Linked DNA regions of Mus musculus: region 1 is linked to region 2. The links are chromatin contacts, found by Hi-C or POLR2A ChIA-PET in ENCODE. All regions are on one chromosome and are shown on one strand. Each heading gives the region's core, a stretch centred on a gene start or an enhancer-like site at or near the end of the contact. The rest is flanking DNA. Distances are from core to core; before and after follow the strand shown.

What was found. A loop is a pair of places that touch in the nucleus more often than their neighbours do. ChIA-PET counts read pairs that join two places held with the same protein, here RNA polymerase II (POLR2A).
Region 1: a map of gastrocnemius shows a loop between it and region 2 (3-fold over the local background). The contact joins two enhancer-like sites. A Hi-C loop is called at or near these places in 2 of 37 maps with a recorded cell type or tissue (gastrocnemius and heart). POLR2A ChIA-PET finds 5 or more read pairs at or near these places in 1 of 5 experiments (embryonic stem cell).

Annotation. Positions count from the first base shown.
Region 1 is chr19:32,362,584-32,368,506 of GRCm38, reverse strand. All of the region lies in intron 1 of Sgms1 (sphingomyelin synthase 1), which reads left to right. Among named protein-coding and RNA genes, the nearest start is that of Sgms1, 23 kb to the left of the region's middle. Within about 2 kb of position 3,186, at least 1 of the 3 ENCODE cell types and tissues checked has a DNase peak (open chromatin) inside an H3K27ac peak, as active enhancers do.
Region 2 is chr19:32,325,369-32,330,825 of GRCm38, reverse strand. The region is part of intron 2 of Sgms1 (sphingomyelin synthase 1); the gene reads left to right. Among named protein-coding and RNA genes, the nearest start is that of Sgms1, 60 kb to the left of the region's middle. Within about 2 kb of position 4,050, at least 1 of the 3 ENCODE cell types and tissues checked has a DNase peak (open chromatin) inside an H3K27ac peak, as active enhancers do.

The sequences.
Region 1 (5,923 bases), core at 1,937-4,436, 39 kb before region 2:
TGTTGTGTTGGAGTATCCAGGGCTTGCTGTGTTGGGAGAACTGGTTTCTGATGATGCCATGTAGCCTTGGTTTCTGTTACTTATGTTCTTGCCCTTGCCTTTTGCCATCTGGTTATCTCTGGTGTTAGCTGGTCTCGCTGTCTCTGACTGTGGCTTGTCCCTCTTGCAGGCCTGTGTGTCAGTATTCCTGGGAGACCAGTTCTCAGGGAGGAATTTGAGTATGGAGAGCTGTGGCACAGGGTCAGCTCCTGGGTACAGATGGAAACCAGAAGGATCCTGTTTTTGGCTGTTCCTTGGTTCCTGTGTCCTGATGGCTCTGGGCTGGTCCCTCTTGGGCCAGGAATTTGAGCAGAATTGGTGGTACTGTGCTCACAGATGTGTCGATACTCCTGGGAAACCAGCTCTTTCTCAGAGGTATTTGGGTCTGGAGCACTGTAGCACAGGATCAACTCCCTGGTGCAGATGGAAACTGGAAGGATCCTGTCCCAGGCTGATCCTCAGTTCCTGTGTCCTGAGGGTTGGGGTTGGGGGCTCCCTCAGAGCAGAAATGTTGGTCTTACCTGTGCTCACACGTGTGTCTGCACTCCTGGGAGACCAGTTTTCTCCTGGAGGTATTTGGGTATGGAACATTGTTGTGGTAGAGGTTGCTTTGTACTGTTATAGGCTTGATAATAATCAAATGTGGCTACCTGTCATCATGAAAAATATGTCAGTCAGTCAAGTGTACGTGTTTATGCTGCCGACATTTTCTCCATTTTTTTTCTGTTTACAGGGCCCCTACTGTTTACTAATAGCATTGTGGATAGTGTTTTTATATTAAAGGTCTATTTTCATGCTGTATGATGTGTGTGTGTGTGCGCGGGCGCATATTTGTTTCGTTTTCAGGATTTATTTTGTGTGGGCACATATGCATGTAGAGGTCCTAGGATAGCTTGTGTGGGGGTGCGGGATTGGTTTGCTTCTACCATGTAGGTTCTGGGGATCCAGCCTGGGTCACGAGACCTGTGAAGTGCTTTACCGCCTGAATCACCTCATTGACTCTAACTAATTAATGAGTTGAAAATTAATCAGAGTTAATTAATTTTAGTGCTGGGAATGGAATTCAGGGCCTCGTGCTCCTGTGCTGTGCTCCCATCTTTGACACTACTTCTGGTTCTGCCATGCTGAGTGGCTCTTCCTCTTCCTCTTCCTCCTTGACGGTCCTGATCATCCTCATGCCCCCTTCTCCCCTCCGGGTACGAGGCTCAGCACTTCTGGTTGTGGTCGCCTCTTTATTATAACCCTTGTTTTAGGCCCTACTTCTGATGCTTCTGTCTGCGTTGTACCTCTTGACTGTTTCCTACTGTTCAGCCCTCAACCCTGGTATATGCAGGCTGCAGGCTGCAGTGTAGTGTGATGTGCATATGTTGGCAAATACACACTCGTGTGAGTATACCCATTCCCTTTCTTGTGGGTGGGGGTTTCAGGAGCATGAAAGGCTAAGTCAGGGCTCCTCACCTTCTGCACGCTGCACACCTTAAACCCAGTTCCTCATGTTGTGGTGACCCCCAACCATAAAATTAATTTAATTGCTACTTCAAAACTGTAACCTTGTTTCTCTTATGAATCGTAATGTAAATATCTGTGTTTTCAGGTGGCCTTAGGCAACCCCTGAGAAAGGTCATTTGATCCCCCAAAAGGGGTAGAAACTCACAGGTTGTGAACCATTGGCCTTACTGGTGAAGAGAGGGCTCTGGTAATGTGTTTTGCGTATGAATGCACATGTGCACGTGTAGAAGTCAGAAGACAGCTTGGATAGCGTTTCCTAAGAGTAGTCCATGTTGCTTTTTGAGACAGGGCTTCTGACTGTCCTGAGGCTCTCGGTATAGGTTGGCTGGCCCCCTGGCCTGATCACGTGGTTTTGAGTAAAACATGTCCTTACTGCCCAGGACAGAGAGCTAGGACAGCTTAGCTGTTAAGCTTACGACTCGGTGGGAGGGAAACATGAGAAGAGCACGGAGCTTTTTGTTTTGTGCCAAAGCCTCTATTTCGGGAATAAACTCTGCAGGTCAGAAATGTTGATGTGAACATTAAATCCATTTCTTACCATTTTCTTGTTCTATATTTTACTTCCAGAATAGTTAATGCAACTCCGACTGGGATAAACAGTAGCATATATTTCAAGCTTTAGGCTAGTCCTAATTTTTTTAAAAAAAAATTGGTAAATAATAACATTTCAATATGCTCACCCATGTCTTGCTTCTTTGTCTTCATATAGAAGACAGAGTTTTTGCACACTTTCACAGTAACAAGTGTTGAAAAATAAACAGTACTGGAGAGGTCCTTTCTTTTTTTTTTTTGGTGGAACATATCATTCAGTGGTAGAGCCTAGCCAACACAGGACTGCCAGTTTGAGAGCCAAAAATAAAACAAACACGCTTCAGCTGGACCTGACTGTACACACTTGGAATTCCAGAAGTTGGGAGGCTGAGACAGGAGGATCAGACCAGTTTGAGGTTACCCAGTAAGACTGTATGCAGTTCCGGTTACCCAGTAAGACTGTATGCAGTTCACAGAAACAGACAAAATTAAAGAGAACTCTTATTTTTAATTTTCTCACATTTTGTTGCTAATCATACTATTAGTGTCCTTTCAAATGTTTTGGGTGTCAAATTAAAAATAAAAGAAGAATAATTTTGGAGCCCTTGTCCAGCATGTGCTAGGCCCTGGGTGCCATCTCTAGTACTGCTAAAGAGAAAAACCAAGCAAATCCAGAAACCAGGACATCTTTGACAACTACAGTGCTTTTAGCTTCTTCAGTTCTTTATCCTCTAAACGTCCCTGTCCCTTCCTTCTTTGTGCATGGTTCTGGGAATCGAACCCAGGACTTTGTGTGTGGCAGGCTTTCCTTCCACCACTTAGCCGCTGCAACCTCAGCATCTCTCAGTTTTGTTTCTATTGCCCCGAGTTAACATTTGGAAGTACCAACCTTTACATTGTTTATCTCAGGACTAATTTCTTGGGTTTTTTTTTTTTTCAATTTATACAGCTCCCTGCTAGAGATTTCTTTCTTGATGAGGTTCAGTCATTTGTAGAGCTCAGAAGTGGATGAGAACCAAGAGAGAGAAATGTCAGACAGTGGGAGGGATGTGTTAGGGTGTAAAGAAAGCAAAACCGAGGTGTTGGCACTTAGATGGGATTGGATGCCAGCCCTGTCAGTCACCAGCAGTGGATGCTTAGCAACGTCTGCAGACGATGAGCAAATGGTTTGAGGTCTTGAACAGGAATCTCATCTTTGAAGGGGCTAATGCCGGCCTACAGGTTTACTGCGGAATCTGGTCTGTAGGACCAGGGCACTGTGCACCTTGAGGTCTCCTGAGGCAAAAGTACATGAGAATGTCGTCACACTTCTGTTGCCTTCCATTACTGTTTAAGAGGACGTGGAGATAGAGATGGAGACTGCTTAGCTCCACTGAGATGACCTTCGTCTTTTACAAAACATTTATATTTACTTATGTATACATAGGTGTGTGTTGGTGTGTATACAAGTAAGGGCTGGTGCACTTGAGGCCAGAGGTGACTGATACCCTCGGGCTAGAGTGATAGGCAGCTGTGAGCTGCTTGATATGGTTGCAGGGAAATGCGACCATGTCCTTTGCAAGAACAGCACCCGATCCTAACCCCTGAACAATCTCCCCAGCCCTTGAGAACCTCCTCTTGTTATTCAGTTGAATTCTGTTGGCTGGACCTGTTCGTTTCCACACACCCCTCCCAAACTCTCTCATCTGATTGCTTTTTCTGCGTGAAGCATTATGTTAAAAAGTAGATTACAGTAAAGATTTCTCTATCCAGAATTCTTGGAAATGAGTTAGCTTGGCAAGACCCCCCCCCCCCAGAGAGCAGACACTTTACATTTCATTTTTTCTCACTAAAGACTATTTTTCATCTTTAAAATATATTAGATGTTGAGAAAAATAGGGCCTAAAGTGCATTGAACAAACATCTGAACCCAGTTTTATCGATGAGTATTTGGATGTGTTTACTTTACATACTTACACACACACACACACACACACACACACACAGTATTTATTGTGTGTGTATATAATTTTCACAAGAATATTATATTTTCATTTTTACAAGGTTATAAGCTGAGAGACTGCAGTGGTTTGAGTGAGAGTTGCATCCATAGGCTCATGTGTTTGAACATTTGGTTCTTGGTGGTGGAACAGTTCTAGAAGGATTAGGAGGTGTAGCCTTGTTGGAGGAGGTGTGTCGCTGGGAGAGGGCTTTGACATTTCAAAAGACTCACACCATTTTCAGTGAGCTCTCTCTTCCTTCAGCCTGAGGCTTGAGATAATGACCTCTCAGCTATTCCAGCCATGATGCCATTGCTCCGCATCATGGACTCAAACGCTCTAGAACCGTGAGTCCAATTAAACACTCTTTTATAAGTTGCCCTTGTCATGTTGTTTCATCACAACAACAGAAAAGTAACTGAGAACAGAGAACTTGCTGTCTGGTCACTGCTCAATACTTAAGACAGTGCCCAGTGAGTGTCAGGCTCGAAGTAAACTCTTTATAGTGTTTATAGTTCTGCCGCCTTTTCCTTTCTTTCCTGAGATGTAATCCCAACTCAGACAGCTGTTGCACAGCAACATGCTAGGTTCCAACAGTGACACTAATGACCCCTAATAAGAACTACCCTCAAGGAATGCATTTCAGTGCCATGATCCAAGATAGGAAAGGTGAGATCAGAGGTAGCTATTACGGACTGCTGTGGGGCTCACCTTGTAATTCAGCACCTGGATGTGAAGACAGGAAGATGGGGAATTCAAGGTCATGCCCAATACATAGTGAGTTTGAGGCTGGCCTGGGCTACACGAGGCCCTGCCTTGAGAAAGAGGAGGAAATAAAAAGGAACTGTATAGAAACTAGAACATTCTTTGTGTATCTGCAGAAACATAGGATATCTGGCTGGCTGGTTGTCTGAAGTCACCATTGGGATGAGATTTGAGAAAAAGAGATGGGGCAGGTTCCAGGGCAGACAGGACAGCTGATCCAAAGCTAAGCAGTTGGAAGAGGATTTGTAGAGATCAAAACTTTGTGGATGAGAGCTGCCTGCACTGTTTGCCCAGAGGAGGATCAAGAGAAGATACTGGCCAGAGAACAGAGGTATTGGGCCGTTCTTACACATGGCAGGTAGCACTAGGTCCTAACTAATGGCTAATTAACACATTAACTGAAAACTGATATTCAGGAGACTGACTGTCATATTGTGATATGATAAGAAGTATGTGGGTTCTTTCCATAGTTTCTAGCATGTGGCTGCCCGAAAGACAGAATCTGCAGTGAGAGGAGTGGCTGGTGGCTGGGGTTCCTAGGTCATGGAGGATGCGAGCTGGTTTCCAGAGTAGGCAAAGTAAAACTAGAGGGTGTCTTACTTTTCTGTTGTGATGAAACACCACACACAAGGCAGTGTATAGAAGGAAGGGTTTCTCAGAGCTTACTATTCCAGAGAGATGAGAGTTCATTGCCATCATGGCTGGGAAATGAGGCAGGCAGCAGGCAGGCCTGGCAGCTGGGAGCAGCTAAGGGCTCACATCTTAAATCTCAGGTGGGAATTAGAGTATCAACTAGGAGTAGTGCATGTCTTTGAAACCTCAGGGCATAACACTAGTGACATCCTTCCTCTAGCAAGGCCACATCTCCTAAACCTACCCATACAGTGCCACCAACTGGGGACCAGGTGTTCAAACAGCTGAGCCAATGGACATTCAAACAAACCCAGAGGGGCCAAAGCTAGAGTGCCAAATGCTTTAACCAGCCATGCCTATATATGGAAGCTTCCACAAGCCCCCAGGCAAGTGGTTATCAGCCTTCCTAACGCCTCCACCCTTTAATGCGGTTCTTCACGTTATGGTGATTCCCCCAACTGTAAAAA
Region 2 (5,457 bases), core at 2,801-5,300:
TCAGATCCTTCCATTCCCTTTATCCATATTGTTCACCCTTCTGAGAAAAAAAGACTGCTAGTCCATATTGCTCACTGTGTGTGGGTGTATCCTGTAGCATTACCCCCCATCGTTTTGTTTTTTAACAAAGAAATCCTTCCACATTGAGTTTTTTCCTGTGTGTAGAGGGGAGGTGGGTACAGTCTCTGGAATGTAAATACAAGTTTGGATTTACTATTTTAATTTCTTTTTTAAAGCCAGCCTTTACTTTGGGGAGAGTTTTAGGAAGATGAGCTGCAGAGTTGCCATTCGGAGGGCAGTGGTGTCTAGTTGTAATGACGTGCCTTTGATGAGGAAGGAAGGAAGGAAATTCTTACATGGGTGGAGGAAGTGGAGAAAAGAGACCAAAGTGTCCTGATGGTTCCCGTTGGCTGAGAAAGAAGATTGTGTCTTTGGCATGCTGGTTCTTCATTTTCTCCTTCCTGTTTCTAAGCAGTTCCATGGTTGTAAAGCATTATTGAGTAGCCACTGCTTTTTATCCTCATTCAGGTCTACATGTCAGGGTTTCCACTTGTCAGGGTTTCCACTTGCCTTGTGTGCAAAGGCTGAAAGGAACAGATACATGTAGAGGCGATGCTTCAGATACGTTGCCTCAATCCTCCTAATACTCTCTGCTTACAAATCAGGATTGTGCATATTTGAGGGTGTGGCGGTCCAGGCAAAAACAGTTGAAATGCTTCTGAGGTTTTTACCCTAGTTGCTTCCTTTTCTAGTGAGCTGGGCAAATGTTCTCAAACAACTTACAACACCCATGAGGCAGCAATATGAATGAACAAAGGCCTAGCATCTTGTCAGATCTTGAAACTTTTAAACAATACATTAAATGAACAATATACAGAGATGTAAAAGTTGCCTGTTTCTGGAAAATGCAAGCTCTAGGAGACGTGTGCTGGCTGAGGATGTGACTCTCTCCCCTCTTCTCCTCCATGGAAAAGCATGTTTGAAAATCATTTGAAGTCCATGTGCCTGTGTGTTTATGTTTTGTCTTTTCTGATGTGTCGAAAACAAGAATCCCAAACTGGGATCCTTCCAGGCTGGAGGGCAACACAAGCTGGCGACAAGTGTCAGAAGACAGGTAACATCGGGGACTGAATGTGTCACATGCCAGGGAGCCTGATGTCCCCTCTAACTAGAGCAGATGCCACTTAGAGCCTGTTTCTCATTGCCAGGAAGTAGCCCTGGTGGGGAAGTGCCTGTGACAGATTGTCCAGTTTTCCAGTTTTCATGGAAATCTGGATTTCTACGTAACTTAGTAAAAACCTTAACACCATTGCTACATGGGTCAAACTAACCTGCCTTGTTGTTTGGTTTCCTTTAGGTTCATGGGTCATCATTTGGAATGTTCTCCATTCTTACCTTTGAAAGTGTTATGTCAGCCGGGTGTAGTGGCACATGCCTTTAGTCCCAGCACTCGGGAGGCAGAGGCAGGTGAATTTCTGAGTTCGAGGCCAGCCTGGTCTACAGAGTGAGTTCCAGGACAGCCAGGACTATACAGAGAAAATCGTGAGCCTCCTCACGCTAGTATTAATCCCCAGCCCAAACAGCTCAGACATGGAACGTCATCACATCAGCTTCTAAAATTGCTCCCCAAGGAAGAGGGTGAAGGTTTCTGGGCCAAACAGAGGTGAAGGCATAGAGCCCGTGTCATTCCCAGGACTCAGTAGCTCATGGCAGAAAGGAAGGAATGAGAGGTGCGTTATTCTATTCTCCCAGTGGTGGAACTGGAATTCTGATTCATCTGTGGGTTGGCTCACAAGTCTGTGCCCCTTGACCACTTATGCAGATGGTGTAAACAACATAAAGGTAGCTTCCCCAGTCCTTGCCCAGTGTCTGCTCTGAACATGCAGCTGTAGGAGGATTTAGTGCTGCCTACATGCTTGTTACTGTCATCTGCTTAGAGGCAGCACAAGAGGCCTTGTAGCAGAATGGGCACTTTTGTTGTCTGTGTGCTGTCCTGGGGATTGGACCTTGGGCCTGACCATGCTAGACACATGCAGAACCACTGAGCTAGAATCCCATGTTTGTTTTCATTAGAGACAGAGTCTCATTAAGTTGCTCTGGCTGGCCTTGAACTCACTTTGTAGCCTTGACTGGTCTTGAACCTATAAGCCTCCTACATCCTGAACAGCTGGGATAAGTATGAGTCAACCTGTCCTGTTGGCTTAGATCAGTGGTTTTCAACCTGTGGGTCGTGAGCCCTTTCACAGAAGTGTTTTTCAGGTATCTTGCATATCAGATATTTACATTACAATTCATAACAGTAGCAAAATTACAGTTATGAAGTAGCAACAAAAATAATTTTATGGTTGGGGGTCATCACAGCATAAGGAACTGTATTAAAGGGTTGCACAACTGGGAAGGGTGAGAAACACTGGCTTGAGGTATAGCCCTTACCCCAAGGTCTGATCTCACTAGTTCAGGCTGGCCTTGTTCCCCATCCTGTGGTTGTTCCTTCTTCCTTCCCTCCCACTTCCCTCCTGTCTTTGTTTTCCTGTAAGCAGCATCTTAGAGCATAGCTCCTAAACAAGACCACACCCTCCCCACCCGGGGAACAGCCTCTGAACACCCAGCATGTGTCTGACAGCAATCTAGTTTCTGCTACTTGCTTTAGAGAAGAGGAGGAGGAGGAAGAGAAGGAAGGGGAGGGGTGGGGAGGGGAGACAGAGGCTGGGTATGTATCTACATGGCTTAGTTATCTGATAAAAAAACAGATCAATGGAAAGTTTCAGAGATTTAACTAAAAAAATCCTTCAAGAAAACCCCATTGATGCTAACTGGCACGCAGCTTCTAGCAAGGGTGGGAAAGCGTCAGGAAAGGGCCAAGGGCATCACGGATCTACTCTTGTTTTCTTTTACTAATCTGATGATCCCTAATACTCTGCCCTTTTTCAACAACAGGGTAAAAAGGTGTTAATTTTTTATTATTATTTTTTTAATTTCTTTATACTGTACTAATGGATATTTCTTACTCTCTTGTCCTCTGTTGCAGTAGGCAATATATATATGTATTGCCTATGGCTGGTGCTACATTTGAATTACAGAATTTGGAGTGGGCTCTAAACAAACTGGGTGTATGGGCACCAGTAAGAACATTCTGGGTTTTGATGTTAAATGCGATCTATCTGGTGGCCATCAGGGACACAACCTTCAGTGTAAAGCCAAGAGATTGTTCTTCTTGACTCTTAATTCTTTCATGGTCCTTAATTGTTCTACCTTCAAATGTGTTCTTAGAACAAATAGTTCCAGGCCAGTCCCAACAGCCATGGGTCTTCCATAAGGCAGCTGACTTCAGTTGTGCTTGAACTGGGACCAAACCGTGTAAGTCCTAACTGTCCCCCAGAGGTAGCCGGCCAAAGGTGGGCTTTCCCATGTTAAGCTTTGTGGAATGAGTAGCACACAGAAAAAGTACTTGTGTACTCAATTCAGGTCACTACATCCAGCTGGAGTTTGACATGCTGCAGTTTTTTATCAGAAGCATTTAATGCAAAGGATCTCCCAGGGCCCAGCTTCTTGCCTAGCCCCAAGTCCCTTCCAGCAGGATTTGCTTATTTGGAAGCTCCACTCTCACTTTTCCTGATCTTGGCCCTTTTCCTGCCCTGTGATGTGCACAGTTCAACTGTATCTGTCACTTCCTTGAAGCAGCGTTTTTTTCCCCCTGCTTCATACGTGACAGATCCTTCCCACCTCTTTGAGTGTCTGTCCTGTGTGGTGGATCCAGGAGAGCCAGAGTTTCCTGCTAATTCCAGGGTTTGGTTACAGTGGAGTTAAAGTTTGTGCTGTTATTGCTGGAACAGGCACATGTTTGGGCCCAAGAGCATTGTGTTGGAGGAGAGGTTCTTGAGCTTGGCCCAATATCTGGTGTTTCCCAGGCTCGAGTGGTGCTTTTTTTTTTTTTTTTTTTTTTTTAATTCCCCTAGGCCAGGTCTCTTCAGCCTCTCAGAGAGCTGTTCTTTGGCAGGATCTGGGGAGAGCTGGTCTGGAGCACTTGGGAGCAGGTGTCCCGGCCACTTGTGGCATTTGAGATCGAGTATCAGTGACTTCACTCAAAGCATACACAAGTGTAATCAGAAACGCTGGGCCTGTGGATTCCTGTAACTCAAACCCCAGTCACTATGGGACTGATTGCATAGGAAATGACCTTAAGAAGAACACTTATGTAAGAGGATTTAATGTGGTTTTTCATGTCATAGGATTTTAGAGAGGTTCCTTTCTCCCTGTGTAATATGGTCTTCAGTAGAAGCAGTGAGTGGCCTGTTAGCATGGTATGCTCAGACTGCTTGCCCTGCATGCAGGGAATGCCTTTCCCGTGGGCATCAGGGTGCAGGTTCACACTTGCATTTGGCCAGAGAATGATGGATCTGAATGCAACGATGCCTAGGAACTGACCATGCAGTATCTCACCAGCTGTTAGTACATGTTCTACATGTCAAGTGTAGAACAGAAAGCCACCATCTGGTGAGTACCTCTTAGTTTCTGCTCTGACCTTATCAAGGCATGAGGCCAGTGCCAGGGATGAGCAATCAAAGCTGTCATGGACTTTGGAGCTAAGATTTTTGCATTCTAGGAGGGCCATAGTGGTAAGAAACCATCAATTGCAACTGCGGCTGCACCTTCACCAATGGCCTTCCATGGCCTCTTACAGTGCTGAGCCTCAGCTGCTCTGCGTGACCCCTTCATGCCTTCAAAACCAGTACCACCTGGGTGACCCTTACACATTACCAAGTCCCGCTGCAGCAGGAGTACAACCTTGGCTATCTCTGGAACACAGCCTCTTTGTGCTTTCAGAAAACACTTCCCAGAAGATGTCACCTCAACGATGCTGGTCTATTCTTAATCAGTGCTAATTTCTTAGCTCCAGCTAACCAGCATCAATTTGATGGGCACTTGCCACTGGTAATATTCTTTCATTAATGTCTGACATTAACACTTGGCAGTTTTGTTAGAATTATCAAAACAAAACAAAACAAACAAACAAACAAAACCAAAATAAAAAAAAAAACAAAACCCAACAATGCCCATGTACATATGTGTGCATGTTTAATGCCTATGTGCACATGTGTACATGTTTAATGCCTATGTACACGTGTGTGCATGTTTGAGACTGAGCATGTGTGTGCAGCAGATTGATGGCTTGGAGTGAAAATTTTCTCCGAGAACCCCGGGCGTGTTGAGTTGTTTATAACTGCCTTGTTTCCTTTTTCCTATGTTGATAAAACTTCCTTTCCTGTGTTTGAGCAGAAGGTGTCAAATGTTTCCTGCTGTTTATATAATTGAACTGAAGTTCCTAATAATTTTATATAAGAGAGAGTGGATTTTGTCTTTTCAAACTTATAACAGGACATAAATTGTATTTTTTTTAATTTTGCATTTTTTCGCACCACATGCCCAGCAAACACCCAGGTCCACTCTGTGGACATT